2 separate regions of the Homo sapiens genome follow, and region 1 is linked to region 2. A link is a loop called in an ENCODE intact Hi-C map of the cell type or tissue named here. Cell type or tissue: heart left ventricle. All regions are shown on one strand. Links, peaks and the distances in the headings refer to the core of each region. The heading gives the core; the rest is flanking DNA. Region 1 overlaps QSOX1 (quiescin sulfhydryl oxidase 1). Region 2 overlaps CEP350 (centrosomal protein 350).

Evidence for each region. Peaks named below come from ENCODE experiments on the same cell type or tissue, not always from the same donor. Only the 100,000 strongest peaks of a DNase experiment are listed, where the experiment ranks them.
Region 1: it touches region 2 in a loop (6-fold over the local background); 59 of 110 quality-filtered maps call a loop at or near these places.

Annotation. Positions count from the first base shown.
Region 1 is chr1:180,170,982-180,179,310 of GRCh38, reverse strand. It overlaps QSOX1 (quiescin sulfhydryl oxidase 1), which reads right to left. Exons shown (of 12, transcript NM_002826.5): 3 at 3,945-3,990; 4 at 3,278-3,380; 5 at 427-517. Among named protein-coding and RNA genes, the nearest start is that of QSOX1, 20 kb to the right of the region's middle. In heart left ventricle, for the core only: a CTCF peak has its summit at 286 (motif pointing right); DNase peaks (open chromatin) are centred at 290, 3,357 and 5,100; H3K27ac peaks cover 1,055 bases.
Region 2 is chr1:180,114,761-180,123,089 of GRCh38, reverse strand. CEP350 (centrosomal protein 350) reads right to left here. Exons shown (of 38, transcript NM_014810.5): 38 at 8,215-8,329. Among named protein-coding and RNA genes, the nearest start is that of QSOX1, 36 kb to the left of the region's middle. In heart left ventricle, for the core only: no CTCF peak of the experiment used is centred there; a DNase peak (open chromatin) is centred at 5,152.

The sequences.
Region 1 (8,329 bases), core at 270-8,269, 56 kb before region 2:
ATATTTCACTCCAGTCCCATGGAGTGGGACACTGTGGAAACAACATTGGCTTTGGAGCCAGACGGACCTGGTTCAAAGCCCTCTTCTACCAACTTACTAGCTGTGTGATCTTGGGCATGCTATTTGATCACCTTCATTAATTTTGGGGATTAGCAGCTACGTGTGTCAGCAATCTGGTCCAATGCTCAATAACAGCAGGTGTTATATTTGATTTCCGTGAAGGAGATAAGAATAAACAGCAAGGTTTTGAAACGCAAAGGTCCAGCTCCTGCACTTCCCATGGCTCCCAGCAGGGGTCAGGCCAATGCCAGGCTAAAAGACCCAGGCAGCCAAGACCCTAGAATTGGCAGGAAAAGCCCTGCTCCCAAACTGGGGCTCTCTCTCCATGGCTATCCAAGAATTGCAGGGAACTTCAGGGCAGCTCACCTCTCTACCCAGGTAGGAGCCTCCCTTTTCAAAGATCAGAGCCAGGTACTCTTCGTTATTTCTCGCAAAGAATCCATCAATCTCCTCCAGCCTGCAAGAGACAATTCTGGCAGTCACTCTGCACAGCCAGCAGAAATAAGACAAAACCGCTGGCAACGCCAGACGCTGGTGATGCAGTGCTGCAGGTATGGCCATCCCGCCCTCCTCCGCTTCCACACAGGGCCCTCCAAGGGAGTCAACCAAACCTTTAGTCTCAAAGGATGTTGCTCTTGTTATCTAACCCTGGCTCTTCATCTGACCTACCTTGGGTGCTTGGTTTTGTTTTTGCTTCCTGTCTCTTTTTAAAAGTCAGGAGTGGGCCGGGTGCGGTGGCTCACGCCTGTAATCCCAACACTTTGGGAGGCTGAGGCGGGTGGATCACCTGAGGTCTGGAGTTCGAGACCAGCCTGGCCAACATGGTGAAAGCCCGTCTCTACTAAAAATACAAAATTTAGCTGGGTGTGGTGGCGGGCACCTGTAATCCCAGCTGAGGCAGGAGAATCACTTGAACCCGGGGAGTGGAGGTTGCAGTGAGCTGGGATTGCACCATTGCACTCCAGCCTGGGCTACAAGAGCAAAACTCCGTCTCCAAAAAACAAACAAACAAACAAAAAGAGTCGGAAGTGGGTAGGAGGCCGTGTGGGGAGGGGGACTGGGAAGGGCTGCTTTGAGACCAGTTGTCTCCATGTGCTGGGGCAGGCCCAGGCTGACTGGATGTGGTTTTTATTGGTCCCCTGAGAGCTGGGGGGTATTAGAACCCAACAGCTATAAGTCTGGAACTGTGACAAGTCACGACCAAGGGGGAGATGTGCTCCTTCCTCCCTAGAGCAGGCATTAAAAAGCAATGAAAGAATCAGAAAGCCTTGGGTTCAGGAGACCTTAGAAGCCATCTATATCTCTAACCCAATCTCCTTATTTTAAGATGAGGAAACTGAGGCCCAGTTTCCAAAACAAAACAAAACATATCCAAAACAAAACAAAACAAACAAAAACATGGTATTGATGCTGGAGCCCAGCCAGTGACAGTCCAAATGGATATGCTAGACAGGTGAGGGCCAGAGTGCACCCCGCTGGGGTGGAGGAAAAGAGGTGTTGAGCCTTTAGGGTGGCATCAGGTGGCCAGCCTCTCAGACCTCTTCCCTGGGTCTTCCCTAGGCTGGCAGAAGAGCACAACCTACATGGGGGCCAGTACCCCTTTCCCCACTCCCACCCTCAGACTTCAGAAGAGGCAGCTCACCTTTCATCACACATCTCTACCTCCTTCCTAAAGTTCTTTAAAAGGATTGCTTTGGGCTGGGTGCAGTGGCTTATGCCTGTAATCCCAGTACTTTGGGAGGCCAAGGCAGGCCGATTGCCTGAGCTGAGGTGTTTGAGACCACCCTGGGCAACATGGTGAAACCCCATCTCTACTAAAAATACAAAAAATTAGCCAGGCTTGGTGGCAGGCGCCTGTAGTCCCAGCTACTCGGGAGGCTGAGGCGGCAGAATTGCTTGAACCCAGGAGGTGGAGGTTGCAGTGAGCCAAGATCGTGCCGCTGCACTCCCAGCCTGGGCAACAGAGCGAGATTCTGTCTTCCAAAAAAAAAAAAAAAAAAGGATCACTTTGAGAGACCTTGGCAGGATTGCTTGAGCTGTTGCTTTTGAGATACCCCAGGGCTGAAAATGTGCCATGAGGATGTACGTGTGTGTGTAAGGAGGGAGATGGAAACACAGTCATTGAGAAATAGAAGCAGCAAGGACCAGGGCACAGGCTGACATGGGTGTTTTCTGGAGAGACAGGGTCTGGCTGTGGAACCCCAAACCACATAAAGACTATGCTGTATCCAGGGTCCCCTGGAGGCCCTCTGGAGGATGGAAAATTGGGAAAGATGACAAAGGAGTCATTGTGAGTTGGATTCAACCCCAACTGACACTTGGAAACACAATCTCTCAGCAGGGCCATGTCTCTGAGAGCACCTGCACACAAACTTTTAAGAGAGCCTCTGCGCACCAACAGCGGCCTTGTGAGGCCTTCTTAGCACCTGGGGCCTCCACTGTGTACAAGGCTGGGCTCCCTCTAGCAGCTCCTGCTGGTACATGGATTTGTTCCTTCTTGGCAAGAGTCCTCCGAGGTGGGCATTATCCTATCTTGAGTTCTGATCCAGAAGTGGGGGGCCTAGTGTTTTTAATCTAGCTGTCTCTTCTTTGGGAAAGTATGGGCAAGACCATGCACCTTACTGTCTTCATTTTCCTGGAAAAGAGGCAAGCTGGGAAGCTTGCCTGGCTGACAGATACAGAGCACCGGCCACTGCACCTGATGCTCTGCCATACAGAGAGCCAGGGGCCACCCCCATGCCCCAGGCATGACCACCTTCTCTCCACCTCCCCCCAATTTCCCTCAAAATATTTGATCTCCTTTTTCCTCCTCATGCCATTCTGACTCTCAGTGGCCTTCCCGGGGATAGAGCATGTGAAATCCTGCTGCGTCCCGCAAACATTTTGAGGGAAGGTAGCAAGAAACAGCAGCAGGTACAACCTGGAGAAGCCCCATCCATCTTTTCCTTCCCACCTGGTGGGATGGACCCTTGCACCATCAGTCAGCCCCAGAAAAACAGGGCTCTTCAGCAGGACCTGTGCGATAGGAAGCCCACCACCAGCCATCAGCTGCCACTTGGTTCTGGAGTAGCTCCAGCAGACTGGTGTGTGAGCCCCACAGGCAAAGGCAGCAAGGAAAATAAACTGGGGTCCCCGCCCTGCTGTTCCCACCACCCTCTCACTCCCAGGCCTGGGATCCTGGCCCACAATGCACTAAGCCTGCCCCAGCCCAAAGTACTTGGCAGGCTCCAGTGGGGGACAGGCTGGGGGCCACGTGTCATGATGGGACTCCAGGGCGTCAATGAGCCTCTCCCGCAGTGTCTGCACGTCAGCACCAGCCACTGTAAATGAAAACAGGCGTGAGCGGAGTGTCAGGAGAGCAGAGCTGCTTCCACAGCACACTGGCCACCTTCACTCCCAGAAACAAAGGGCCGAGGGCACAGCCAGCTCTGACAGAGACAGACGAGGCGTCAGTCCTTCCCTGTGCTAGAAGAATGGGGCTTGAGTAGTCCTCCTGTGGCCCCAAGTAGTGCAAGGACACCCATCCCTCAGACAGGAAAGAATCCCTCAGAACTGGGAGTCGTCAGGACTTTCCCCAAGGGCTCTGGTCTGCTCTCTGGGCGCCAACCCCATTGTGACAGAAGAGCTCTTCTGGGAACATGGTGCCCCTGCCCCGACCCTAGGGCCCTGGATATGTCCAACCTGAAGGGCTTCTTCATCCTGCCTTTCCCTAAAGCTGACTGGGAGGATAGTTTTGGGAAGACACAAGTTAGGCTTCCCGTGGGGACCGCCTCACCCTCGACCCTGCCGACTGCCAGGGCTTTCTCCACCCCAATAGAAACCCAGGTGAAGAGGGAGGTTGGGGGAGGAAGATGCTAACAGGACAACCAGAGCTGGGCACCCACCTGGAAATACTGCTCCCGAGCCGTTCTTGGTAAAGGCCTTGAAGAACTGGAAGCAAACACACAGGTGGGCATCAGTAATAGATAGTGGCCAAGAGTGCAGCCACGCAGGCCTGCTCTGAAAATCTGCCTACTTATTCAATGCGGTGGCTGGGCAAATCACTTAATGTTGTTGAGCCTGTTTCTTTTTTCTTTCTTTCTTTTTTTTTTTTTGAGACAGAGTCTCGCTCTGTCGCTCAGGCTGGAGTGCAGTGGCGCGATCTCGGCTCACTGCAAGCTCTGCCTCCCAGGTTCAAGGGACTCTCCTGCCTCAGCTTCCCAGGTAGCTGGGACTACAGGCGCCCACCACCACACTCGACTAATTTTTTTTGTGTGTATTTTTAGTAGAGATGGGGTTTCACTGTGTTGGCAAGGCTGATCTCGAACTCCTGACCTGTGATCTGCCCGCCTCAGCCTCCCAAAGTGTCAGGATTATAGGCGCCTGGCCGAGCCTGTTTCTTCATCTGTAAAATGGTGAATTGGGGGGAGTTGGGGGGAGGTTGCTCTAGGAGCTGGACACTGGCTCCCTCCCCTGTTACCCTCCCACACCCCTCAGAAGCATCCATGGATCCTGTGGGCAGCAGTTCATACACTTTCCTCCTCGAGGGCCATTTCTATGCAGCACAGTACCTAGCATGTAATTACTAACCAATATTTATCGAATGGATGAGTGATGAAGTACCACTGCTGTTTTCCTTTGCAGACTCATCTGAAAACATGAAGTGCAGGCACTTCCTACGTCCCTTGGGAAATGTCAGCTTGCTTCTATGTCAATGTGCCCTTGCTCCTTACTTGGGAAAAGGGGCTTACAGGCTGCTGTCTCTGTCCACTAAGTCCCAGCCCAGCACAGCAGACACAGTCAAGGAAGGGGTCTCCAGAACAGGTTCTCTTGAAGCGGGGACCTGAGTCCCTGGGGAAACATGCCTTGCTACAGACTAGCTGATTTAACTCACCACTTTGTCCTCTTTTCCCATGTACATGACACCCCAAGCCTAGTCTGTCACCTCCTTGGGGCAAGAGGACAGACCGAACAGAGCCTGACTCCTGGCAATCTGGGCTTCTGCCCAGGCGGCAAGACAGCTGCCAAGGCTTTTGCCTGCGCTCTTCCGATTCAGGAGGGAACACAGTTGAGTTGTCCTGGAAGCCGGCCACTGAACTGCCTAGGGGAGAGCCTGCAGGCTGGGAAGAGGCTTCTTCCTGTGGGACTCTAGCCTCGGGGCCACTTTTCACTACCTTGGACTTCTGCCTCCAACAGCCAAACACTGGTTTCCTTCTCCCTCCTTGGGATAGAGCTGTTTGGCCTTATCCCAAGCTGGCAGCTGAGAACAGGCCCCGGGCTCTGGCAGACCTCGTTCAAGGACTGGTTCTGCTTTGCTCTTGCTGTGTGACCTTGGGCAACGCATCAACTGCTCCGAACCTTTGTGTTCTCATCTTTGAAATGAGGATGACACCATCTACCTTGAAGACTTGTGAGGATTCCATGACCATACATCTAAAGTGCTTAGCATGGTACCTAGTGCATACATCAAGGAACTGGTACATGTTAACTGTACCATCATCACCCACCACCAGCATCCCCTTCCCTCCTTCATACCTTTTAAACACTAGGAACCATGATCAGCTAGGACTTGTTTGTTACAGACATTTGTAGGCAGAAAATCTGGAAGCCACCTGCTACCCTCTCCCACATGAGGAACAAAGGCTGCAGAGAAGCCACCTGTCTCTCCCCATCTGCAACCTTCTGCTCCCTGTGACCTCCCCCGGGCCCTTACTCCTGCTCACTGCTTTACTCTCTCTTTTCAAAACATTAATATAAACTTTTATTGTGGATGAAAACCATCCACTTATACATACCACACATATTTAAATAGCGTTCTTTACAGTTATTTAATTTTATTGGCCTATTAAAATTATGTTATCCTAATACTTAAGAAAATGATCATAAATTTCCTTGATTAGGAGATCGTATTGATAATGTAAGTTACGGCATTTATGGACTGACACTTTTTCATGAACAAAATTGAAGATACATCTATTTGGGGTTTGGTTTGCCGACAAATAATAAACCAGGTCAGGTGCAGTGGCTCGCACCTGTAATCCCAGCACTTTGGGAGACCTAGGAGGGAGGATCACTTGAACCCTGGAGTTCAAGACCACCCTAGGCAACACAGTGAGGCCCCATCTCTACAAAAAGTTAAAAATTAAAAATAAATAAAATTTAAAAACAAAAAAGAAACCCGAGGGTGATGTTGCGCTGCAGTTATTCATGGTGATGGTGCTCTTGTTTATTTACAGACAGGTTACACTTTGACTGGTTTCTACATATATGAGAACAACACTGACATCATGAAGCCTTGAGATGGGTGGCTTTCCCACAGCTACAGCTGTTATTTTCACCTCTGAAAAGTAATATGGTCATTTTTTTGTCATCAACCATCAGGTCACCCACATCTGAGCAGGTGCCCATATTAAAAGAGGCTTGCATTACTTCTACCAAAAGGCAGCCTCTCCAGGACGGGTGCAGTGGCTCATGCCGGTAATCCCAGCACTTTGGGAGGCCGAGGTGGGCGGATCACTTGAGGTCAGGAGTTTGAGACCAGCCTGGCCAACAGGGTAAAACCCCGTCTCTACTAAAAATATAAAAATTAGCCAAATTTGGTGACATGCACCTGTATCCCAACTACTCAGGAGACTGAGGCAGGAGAATTGCTTGAACCTGGGAGGTGGAGGTTACAGTGAGCCGAGATCATGCCACTGCACTCCAGCCTGGGCGACAGAGAGAGACTCTGTCTCAAAAAATAAAAAAATTTTAAAAAGGCAACCCCTCAAGATCCCTGCAGCCACAAGCAGCTTGGAGTCTGACCAGGAACCTCGGTCAGCCAGAGTGGCCCAGGGGGATGCAGGGACCCCAAGAGCCTCTCCCCAGGATGCAGGCTGAAGGGAAGGCCCTGCTGCACCTCAGCTGTTCCCTTCTGTCCTCAGAAGCTTCGCACCCACCTCCCAGGCCAATGTCTCCTCCGAGTTCTGGCTCCCACGCCTCACGCTCTTCAGGAACTTCTTCCTAGCCATCTCTCATCATTCCTCTTTTCTACTACAGCCGCCCAACTAGGCCTACAGATAGATTCGAATCCTTCTAGTCTAACCCTTAAAAAAGGAAAGGATGGGAAGGGAAGGAGGATGGGGATGAAGAGAGGCCCTCCTTCCTTCTCGAGTAACCGCATTTCCTTCCCGTGTCCCCATGCTGCCAATGTTCCTGGAACAGCGTCTGCCCTTGCTCCTCAGACTGCTCTCTGGCCATCCCCACAACCCTCAGTTGAAGCCGTTCTAGGGAAGCTCCTTGGTGACCTTCTCTTCAGCCACTCCAGTGATCTCTCCCCGCCCTCCTGGCCTCTCTCTGGTACAGATGTTATTACTGCCTGCTTTGTCTTCCCATGGCGAGCATTTGTCAACTTTCGTGCCACATTTTGTGGTTGCTCTCCTTTGTTGCTTTCACGTTGCCACCCTCCCCTGGTTGGCTTGACACTGACCAGCCTTACTTGGCCCCCTTGCCCTGGTCCTAGCTTCACTTTCGACTGCTCTCCTGTGCCCACTGTCCACCCCCATCTCCTACCCCGGTCTCTCCTACAGACACATGTCAGGTCCTGACACTCTTCTGTTTAAAAAGCTGTTGAAGGCACTGTCACAAAGAAGTTGCTCAATCTTGCTTCTAAATGATGAGTGGATAAAGGGATCAATGAACAAACCTATCATTTCTCCCTTGCCAAAGCCAATGACTTTGTCCAAATGATTTGCCATCTGAACCCTCTGCATCTCAGACCTCACCTGTCCTAGACTCCTGGTTCTTCCTGATGGCCTCCACTCAGGTGTCTGGATACTGCCCCTCCCCCACCATCCCCAAGACTGAATCACCCCTCTCTCAACCTGCTTTGCCACTTGTGTTTACCTCACCCAGCAACCAGTCCCCCTCCCTGCCACCCACACCATCCCCCTCTTCAAAAACCCGTCATCCAGTTAGCTGACAAGTCCTATGAATTTGACCTCCGTGTTACCTCTTCAAAAGTCCTCTCCTTCTCCACCTGCCTTGTCTAGACCAGGCCCGACAGATGATGACGTATTTTTGGGTCACTGCATCAGTCCCCACCTTTCATGCTCTCAGAAGTTTTAGTATGCTCAATCTTTTCATACTCCAGCTATCTTCCTCACTGCTACTAAGGTTAGTTTTCTAAGGCACAGTTCTGGTCTGAACATTTTGCTCCTCCTCAAATCTCTTCCATGACTCCCCACTGTCAATGAATAATGTCCAAACTCACTGCATTCAAGGCCTTCCAGGCTCCAAACCCAAACTCACC
Region 2 (8,329 bases), core at 221-8,220:
GAATCAAGGAGGAGCTGACCCAAACCCTGATGCTGCAAAGCCATTGGCCAGCGCTGGCATTGTCCGCCTCTGGAGTCCTTGTTACAAGAGAATTATAAACTCCTGTTGTTGAGACTTTGAGGCAAGTAACTTGTTTCTTACAGTTAAATGCATATTAGCTTGCCCTCAGGTCTTCTCAGTAATTTACTTTTCATAATGGTTATTTCACACATTGAGATCCTTAGCTTTTTCATTTATTTATTTATTTGAGAAGTAAAGAAACAAGAGAACGACTACTCTATAGGCAGAGAAACCCTTAGCTGTTTTTATAAACAAAGAGATAGAAACCGAAATGATCTTGTTTCCATTTGCTGGCCCCTCTTTGAAGAGCAAAACCCTTCAAGGGTTCAGCTTCTTCATTGGAAACCAGCAGATCCTCCCATCTTCTGTTCTGGGTCTCCCCAAATCATAAAAATCCTGCAAATACCTCTTAAACCCTCATGTTATGTATAGTTTGGGAAGTAGAATTAACAAGATAATGATCTCTCAAGTCAGAAGCAGGGATAATACAATCTTGCAGCTCCCAAGGAATTCTTTATTTTTAATTTTTAATTTTTTTGAGGCAGGGTCTCATTCTGAGACCTCATTTGAGGCAGGCTGGAGTGCAGTGGCCTAATCACAGCTCACTGCAGCCTCGATCTTAGCACCCACCAACCCCAGTAGCTGGGGCTACAGGTGCACACTACCAAGCCCAGCTAATTTTTCTTTTTACTTTTAGTAGAGATGAGGTCTTGCTATGTTGCCCAGGACGGTCTTGAATGCCTGAGCTCAAGCAGTCCTCCCACCTTGTCCTCCCAAAGTGCTGGGATTACAGGTGTGAGCCACCACTCCCAGTCAGAATTCTTGAGTAAGTGCCTTTTCTACCCCTTTTCTCTAAGTGAAGAAGTTCAACTTTGAGACTTGCAGTAGGAATTCAAAGTTCTAATTCCATTTGGCTCATCTAATTGTTTGAATTAATTTTCTCAAAACAGTAGCAGTAGCACTGACAGACCAGTTGGGGAAGTTATTTAGATGATAATTATTTTAAAAAATATTTTGACTGTATTTAAAATGGGTCATCACACATACCCGTTTGTGTTGTGGAAACTAAGAATCCTGTAACGCATTTAGAGTTAAAAGACTGGTTTTGATTTCCTGACATGTATTCTTCAGGTGAAAGGATAAGTTGCATAAAACATATTTTCATGTGGTACCCCTTTTTTTTCCTTGAGACAGAGTCTTCCTCACTGCAATCTCTGCCTCCCAGGTTCAAGCGATTTTCCTGTCTCAGCCTCCCGAGTAGCTGGGATTACAGGGGCGTGCCACCACACCAGGCTAATTTTTGTATTTTTTAGTAGAGATGGGGTTTCACCCTGTTGGCCAGGCTGGTCTTGAACTCCTGACCTCAAGTGATCCACCCACTTTGGCCTCCCAGAGTGCTGGGATTACAGGCATGAGCCACCATGCCCAGCCCATGTGGTACTCTTGTTCAAAACAGAGGCGCAAGAAAATGTGATTCATACTCACAAAAGGTGCCAGTATCACAACAACAAAATATACTTTAATAGAAAATAGAGTTACAGGCCGGGTGCGGTTGTTCATGCCTATAATCCCAGCACTTTGGGAGGCTGAGGCAGGCAGATCACATAAGGTCAGGAGTTCGAGACCAGCCTGGCCAATATGATGAAACTCCATCTCTACTAAAAATACAAAATTAGCCAGGCATGGTGGTGGGTGCCTGTAATCCCAGCTACTTGGGAGGCTGAGGCAGGAGAATCGCTTGAACTGGAGGTGGAGGTTGCAGTGAGCCAAGATCGAGCCACTACACTCCAGCCTGGGCGACAAGAGCAAAACTCTGTCTCAAAAAAAAAAAAAAAATTAGAGTTACAGAACCAAGAGAAAGAAATCTTGGCCTCCCTGGTGTAGTTCTACACAGATTGACACACGGAGGCTGCTGGTTAGTGACACAACCTGACAATTCTTTTCCCTATACTGTCTGCCTACACCAAATGCACATCTTTTTCTTTTAATACAAAAAAGCACTAAGAATGCTTGAATTGTGTTAAATATACCACTTAAATTATGCACAACAGCAAAGCTTTTTAATTACTTTGAGTCTAATTTATACTTGAAATAAAAAATATTTTGTTTAAAAAGCCCCAACCCAAATTTAGCTTCTTAATTTCAGCAGATAATAGAATTGGAATAGTTTTTAAATTATAAAAGGGAGTATAATTTTATCTAAATGTGCCCCGTGCAGCACTTAGCAGAGAGGGAAATTAAGACATGTGGAATATGTCCTCTTTGGTGATGCTTTGTTATTTGGGAGAGAATATTAATTTTTATTACCAGATGATACTTGTACATAGCAAAAAAAGGTTTTTACACACACACACACAACATACACATACACACAGACACACACACACACACACACACACACACACACACACACACACACACTGAGTCAATTTCAGCCCCATTCCTCTCATCATCATCCCACTTGCCAAGGGCACACATTGTTAACCATTTCATTTTAACGTCTTTGTTCTGGTGTTCAACTCTGTATTAAATATATATATATGCTGACCAGGCACGGTGGCTCACGTCTGTAATCCCAGCACTTTGGGAGGCTGAAGCAGGCAGATCATCTGAGGTCAGGAGTTCAAGGCCAGCCTGGCCAACATGGTGTAACCCCGTCTCTACTAAAAATACAAAAATTAGCTGGGTGTGGTGTAATCCCAGCTACTTGGGAGGCTGAGGCAGGAGAATCACTTGAACCTGGGAGGCAGAGGTTGCAGTGAGCTGAGATCAGGCCACTACACTACAGTCTGGGCAATAGAGCAAGACTCCCTCTCAAAAATAATAATAATAAATAAATAAAATAAAATAAAAATTAAAAATATATATGCTGACTCTTGAGTTATTAGTTTCAGACTTTAGCTACTGACTTCCTGTATTACTCAAGGTTCCCCAGATAGTAGAACCAGTAGGATTTGCATGTGCGTATACATATATGTGCATTTGTGTGTGTGTGCACATGTAAATTGGCTCATGCAGTTGTGAGGGCTAGCGAGAAGCAAACTTGCAGAGCAGGCTGGCAGGCTGGAGACCCAGGAAAGAGTTGATGTGCAGCTGGAGTCTGCAGGCAGAGGCCCACCACATTGTGGAGGGGAATCTGCTGTATTCAAAATCTACCCATTTAACTGTTAATCTTACCTGAAAAATATCTTCACAGAAACATCTAGACTGATGTTTGACCAAATAGCTGGGTATTGTTGTCTAGCCAAGTTGACACATAAAATTAACCATCACACTTCCTAATAGGGTAGATGCAGACTTAGCTGATACTTCCCTTCCTCTGTCTTCCCAAAGTAGTGACATCACAATATTCGATGTTTACATTATTGTAACTATAAATATTGTTCATTGCTGAGCCAAGAAGCACACCATGGTTGTTCCTTACTTGTATGGTGCTTTGTTTTTCCTTTTATTATTATTATTTTTGAGACAGTCTTGCTCTGTCACTCAGGCTGGAGTGCAGTGGCATGATCTTGGCTCACTGCAACTTCCACCTCCCAGGCTCAAGTGATTCTCCTTTCTCAGCCTCCCGAGTAGTGGGGACTATAGGTGCCCACCACCACGCTCAGCTAATTTTTGTATGTTTTGTAGAGATGGGGTTTCACCATGTTGGCCAGGCTGGTCTCAAATCCTCATTTTTTCATTACTCGCTCTTCTTGGAATCTAATATTAAGTCTTTCCTCACTCTTTTTTCCTCATGTTGTTAAAAAATGAGTATTTGCTCCCCTCTCCTCCTTTCTTGCGGGAGACCTTCCTTCCTGTTCTGGACTGGACTGCTGGCTCTCTAGGCCTGCCAGACAGCGGTCATCCTGGGAATGTCCCTCACCCTCACGCTTTTCCCGGGTTGGATTCCCTGCTTCTGGACCTCCAGTCTTTATGCTTCATGGTTGATGCCCTCTGAGAAAGGATGCATGGGAAGCATGCTTTTCTGAAAGCATGCATTTCTGAAAATGCCCATATTCTACCTTTACACTGGATTCACAGGTTGGCTGAAATAATTTTTACTGTTTTTGAAAATGTTGCTCTATTTTCTTAAGTCTCCAATGCTGCTCTTCAGGGCAGTAATGACATTTTATTCCTAACCTTTTACATGTGGTGTTTTATTTTTCCTCTTTAGAAACTTTTAGGATTTTTTTTTTTTTTTTTTTGAGACAGAGTGGTCTCCATTGCCTAGGCTGGAGTGTAGTGGCGTGATCTTGGTTTGCTACAACCTCCTCCTCCTGAGTTCAAGGGATTCTCCTACTCAGCCTCCTGAGTAGCTGGGATTACAGGCATGCACCACCATGCCTGGCTAATTTTTGTATTTTTAGAAGAGATGGTGTTTCACCATGTTGGTCAGGCTGGTCTCAAACTCCTGACCTCGTGATCCACCTGCCTCAGCCTCCCAAAGTGTTGAGATTACAGGCGTGAGCCACCGTGTCCAGCCGGATAATTTCTTTACCTATGGAGTTGACATTTCATAATGATATGTCCTAGTGTGGGTTTATTTTCATCTATTATGCTGGGTACTCATTAGACCATTTCCAACTGGAAAATCACATATTTAAGTTCTGGAATTTTTTCTTGTATAGTTTTGTGTTTTCTCTATTCTTTTTAGATATCCAGTTAATTTGACATTGGATTTCCTGGATTGGTTCGCTAATTTTATCTATTTTTTGTTGTTGTTTTACTTTCCAGATTTCTTCAACTTTATTTTCAGACTTTCTATTGAATTTTGAATTACGGTTGCCTACTTTTAATTTTCAAGAGTTTAATCATGACTTCTGACTCGTTAATCTTTTAGGGCATCCTAATCCCATTTCATGATGCAATATTATTTCAGCTGAGGATTTTAATTATAGTTTGAAAATCTCTTATGAGGTTTTCTTCTGTGCCATGCAGTTGTTTCACCAGAATCCCTCTTTTTTCTTTTTGATTTGGCCTATTTCATATTGGTGCCTTCCCTCTGAAGTCTGGAGATGGGTGGCTATTTGTTCACATATGAGCGATGTGCTAAAAATGTGATGAGCAACTCAGTGCGCATGGGTGGGGCTTTTTGGCTGGTGGATTTCATGGGAAGGAGATTGGGGGCAAGCCAGCTTTTTCTTTGGAGACCTCTCCAAATGACAGTAACTATAGGCCTTTCCTCTGTGGCCAGTTTTTCCAGAGGAGGGTCCTCCAGTCTCCTTCCTGTGGGAGAGGGTTGTGGCTAAGCCTGGCTGGGTCCCTCACTCCATCCATCAACTTTAACTTCATCCTTATCTTCAGTCTGTTGCCTGACTTCCATGCTTCATTGTGTCTAGAGTCCTCAAGTTCAGGACCTCTGTGGTTTAACTTCTCCAGAGAATTACTCACCTCCTGAGAGCACTGAAGAGAGCACAGGCAGTCACCTGGATCCGCTGGGAGGGGTGGGTACCTGGGTGGTCTAACTGTTCCAATCAGACTTGCCATCAACTTCTCTATTTTCTTCCCTGTTGGGAAAGGCAATCGTGTGCAGCTTCCTGCCCTTGCACAATCACGTGAGAATGGGCCTGGAACACTTCCTTACTGAGAGATAAGAGCACTACAGCCTGTGCGGGGCTTATCTCCATGAGCGGGAATATCTTGTCCTACTGCAGACTCAACGTGTACTCCTTTGTTCTGCTTAAGCTCATGTGTCAATGGTCCTCATACACACCCAGCTTTCTGCCTTTCAGACCCCATGGCGGAGACGGAGGGTCCTTCCACTGCAGCACAAAGTGGGGCACTTGCAGTCACATCGCCTGTGTTCACGGTGGAGCGGATCTACTGCCCTTGTAGGGCTGATGCATTGCAAGGGGCTGAACCTCCTGCACTGTCTCCTCTTGGTGTAAATAAACACTGTGCCACCTGAGCCTGATGTGTGTGTTGTCTGTCCTCAGTGACCTTGAGTCATGCACTGGTCTCTTCCCTGGGAGGCACGTATCTGCCTTTTGACCTTGGCTGCACAGCCTGGACACCCAGCGAATGGTGAAACAATCTCCGTGTTTTGCACCTTTTACTGTGGCAGCCAGTGCCTCCAATTCCTGAGCTTTGCTGGGACTTTGTAGGGCATTAGCTGTTTCTCCTCAGCAGAGTCATGCATGCTTAACCACTGGGATATGTTCTGAGAAATGCATCGTTAGGTGACTTCATTGTTGTGTGAACATCGTAGAATGCACTCACACAAACCTAAATGGTATAGCTTGCTACACACCTACGCTATATGGTGTAGTCTATTGCTCCTAGACTACAAAGCTGTACAGCATGTTACTGTACTGAACGTTGTAGGCAGTTGTAACACAAATGGTAAGAATTTGTGGTATCTAAACAAACTTAAATATAGAAAACAGTAAAATCACAGTATAAAAGATAGAAAATGGAATGTGTATATAGGGCACTTACCATGAATGGAGCTTGCAGGACTGGAGGCTGCTGTGGGTGAGTGGGGAGTGAACATGAATGGCTAGGACATTACTGTATACTTTTATACAACTGGCAGCACAGTAGGTTCGTTTACACCAGCCAGCGTCACCATAATCTCGCGAGTAATGTGTCACACTACAATGTTACAATGGCTATGACCTCCTTAGGTGATAGAACACTTTCAGCTCCATTATACAGAATCTTCCGGGACCACGCTGTACATACGGCCCATTGTTGACCGTTATGTGGGGCGTGACTGGCTTCCCTCCTGGAGACATTCACCACTGTACTTCTCCCAGTGTTGGTCTCATTGTTCTTGGCTCTGCCATGTCAACTGCCATCCTCTTGACTGCCACTTTCATATATTTTGATTCAAGGTTACAGGTATTTGGTCTTTTTTCCAAGATTCTATTTGTTATTACTATTGTACTATTGTGTCCTCAGCACCAACCACAGTATCTGGCACATAGTAGGGACTCAAACACCTGGTTTCTTTTTTCTGAGACAGGTTTCACTCTGTTGCCCAGGCTGGAGTACAGTGGCATGAACACGGCTCACTGCAGCCTTGACCTCCTGGGTTCAAGGGATTCTCTCACCTCAGCCTCCCAAGTAGTTGGGACCACAGGTGTGTGCCACTGTGCCCCGCTAATTAAAAAAAAAGTTTTTTGGAGAGATGGGGCCTCACCCTGTTGCCCAGGCTGGTCTCGAACTTCTGGGCTCAAGGAATCTTCCTGCCTTGGCATCCCAAAGTGCTGGGATTACAGGTGTGAGCCACCATGCCCAGTCTCAACTATCTGTTTTATGAGAGGAAGAATTTCTTAGGACCTACTGTAATTTGGGGCCAATCTTTTTCTGAGAATTTCCGAAATGTTCATGGTTGTGGTAGGGATTAAAGATATAGCAGGGATGGCCATCTGGGGGAAACTAGAGGAATTCAGGTAAGATGATGGTGGTTACCACTTCCGATTTGTCAGACCAGAGACAATTCATTATCTTGAGTGCTGTACACTTCCATCCTTGGATTGTTTTTATTCTTCTATCACTTCAGCTTCATTCTCCTCCAAGCTCATATTTCCAGAAATAAGTTACAGCCTCCACACCTGGGCATCAGCTGGTTGCACTTCTTCTTTGTGGTCCACTTGAGTGTGACTCTTCCATGTGTTATTTTGCAAGGGTTATCAAAATTTAGGTCATTTGGGAGAAATGGCATTTGCCATGAATTAGAAGGAAGAAGCTCATAAAACAGTTATAATTTATCAGAGAACTCTTCCCTGACTCACTCTACCCTTGTTGGGTCCTTTTATTAAGATATTCTCAAATCTTATGTATGCTTCCTGTGCAGCACTTGTTAGAACTTGTCACACAGGTTTTCAAAATATCTTTTGGTGGCTTTCATTAGACATTAAGTTTCTTGAGATCAGGGACCATGTCTGTCTTTTTTGCTATGTTTCCAGCACTCAGCACAGTACTCAGAACACAAAGTTGCTCAGTGGCTATCTGCTGAATCAATGAGTGTGGGAGCAAAGCCCAGGCTGCTCAAATGTATGTGCTGATGGCATTTATGTGCAGGTAAATAGCTCTTATCCACAGCTTACCTGATTGTACTGTCCAAGCATCAGCACCCTATGACTAAATAAGCAATCAGATGTATTTTATGGGGACTAATTTTCTGAAGTTGGCTCAGGAGGGAAAAAATGGAGACCTGACATGAAATTAATTTATAAATCAGTTTATTTACAGATTTTATCTTTCTTAAAGTATATTTCAGTTAACAAATCTATTTACACAGGTATACATGGGAATTCATCCCAGTTATTTTACAGATCGT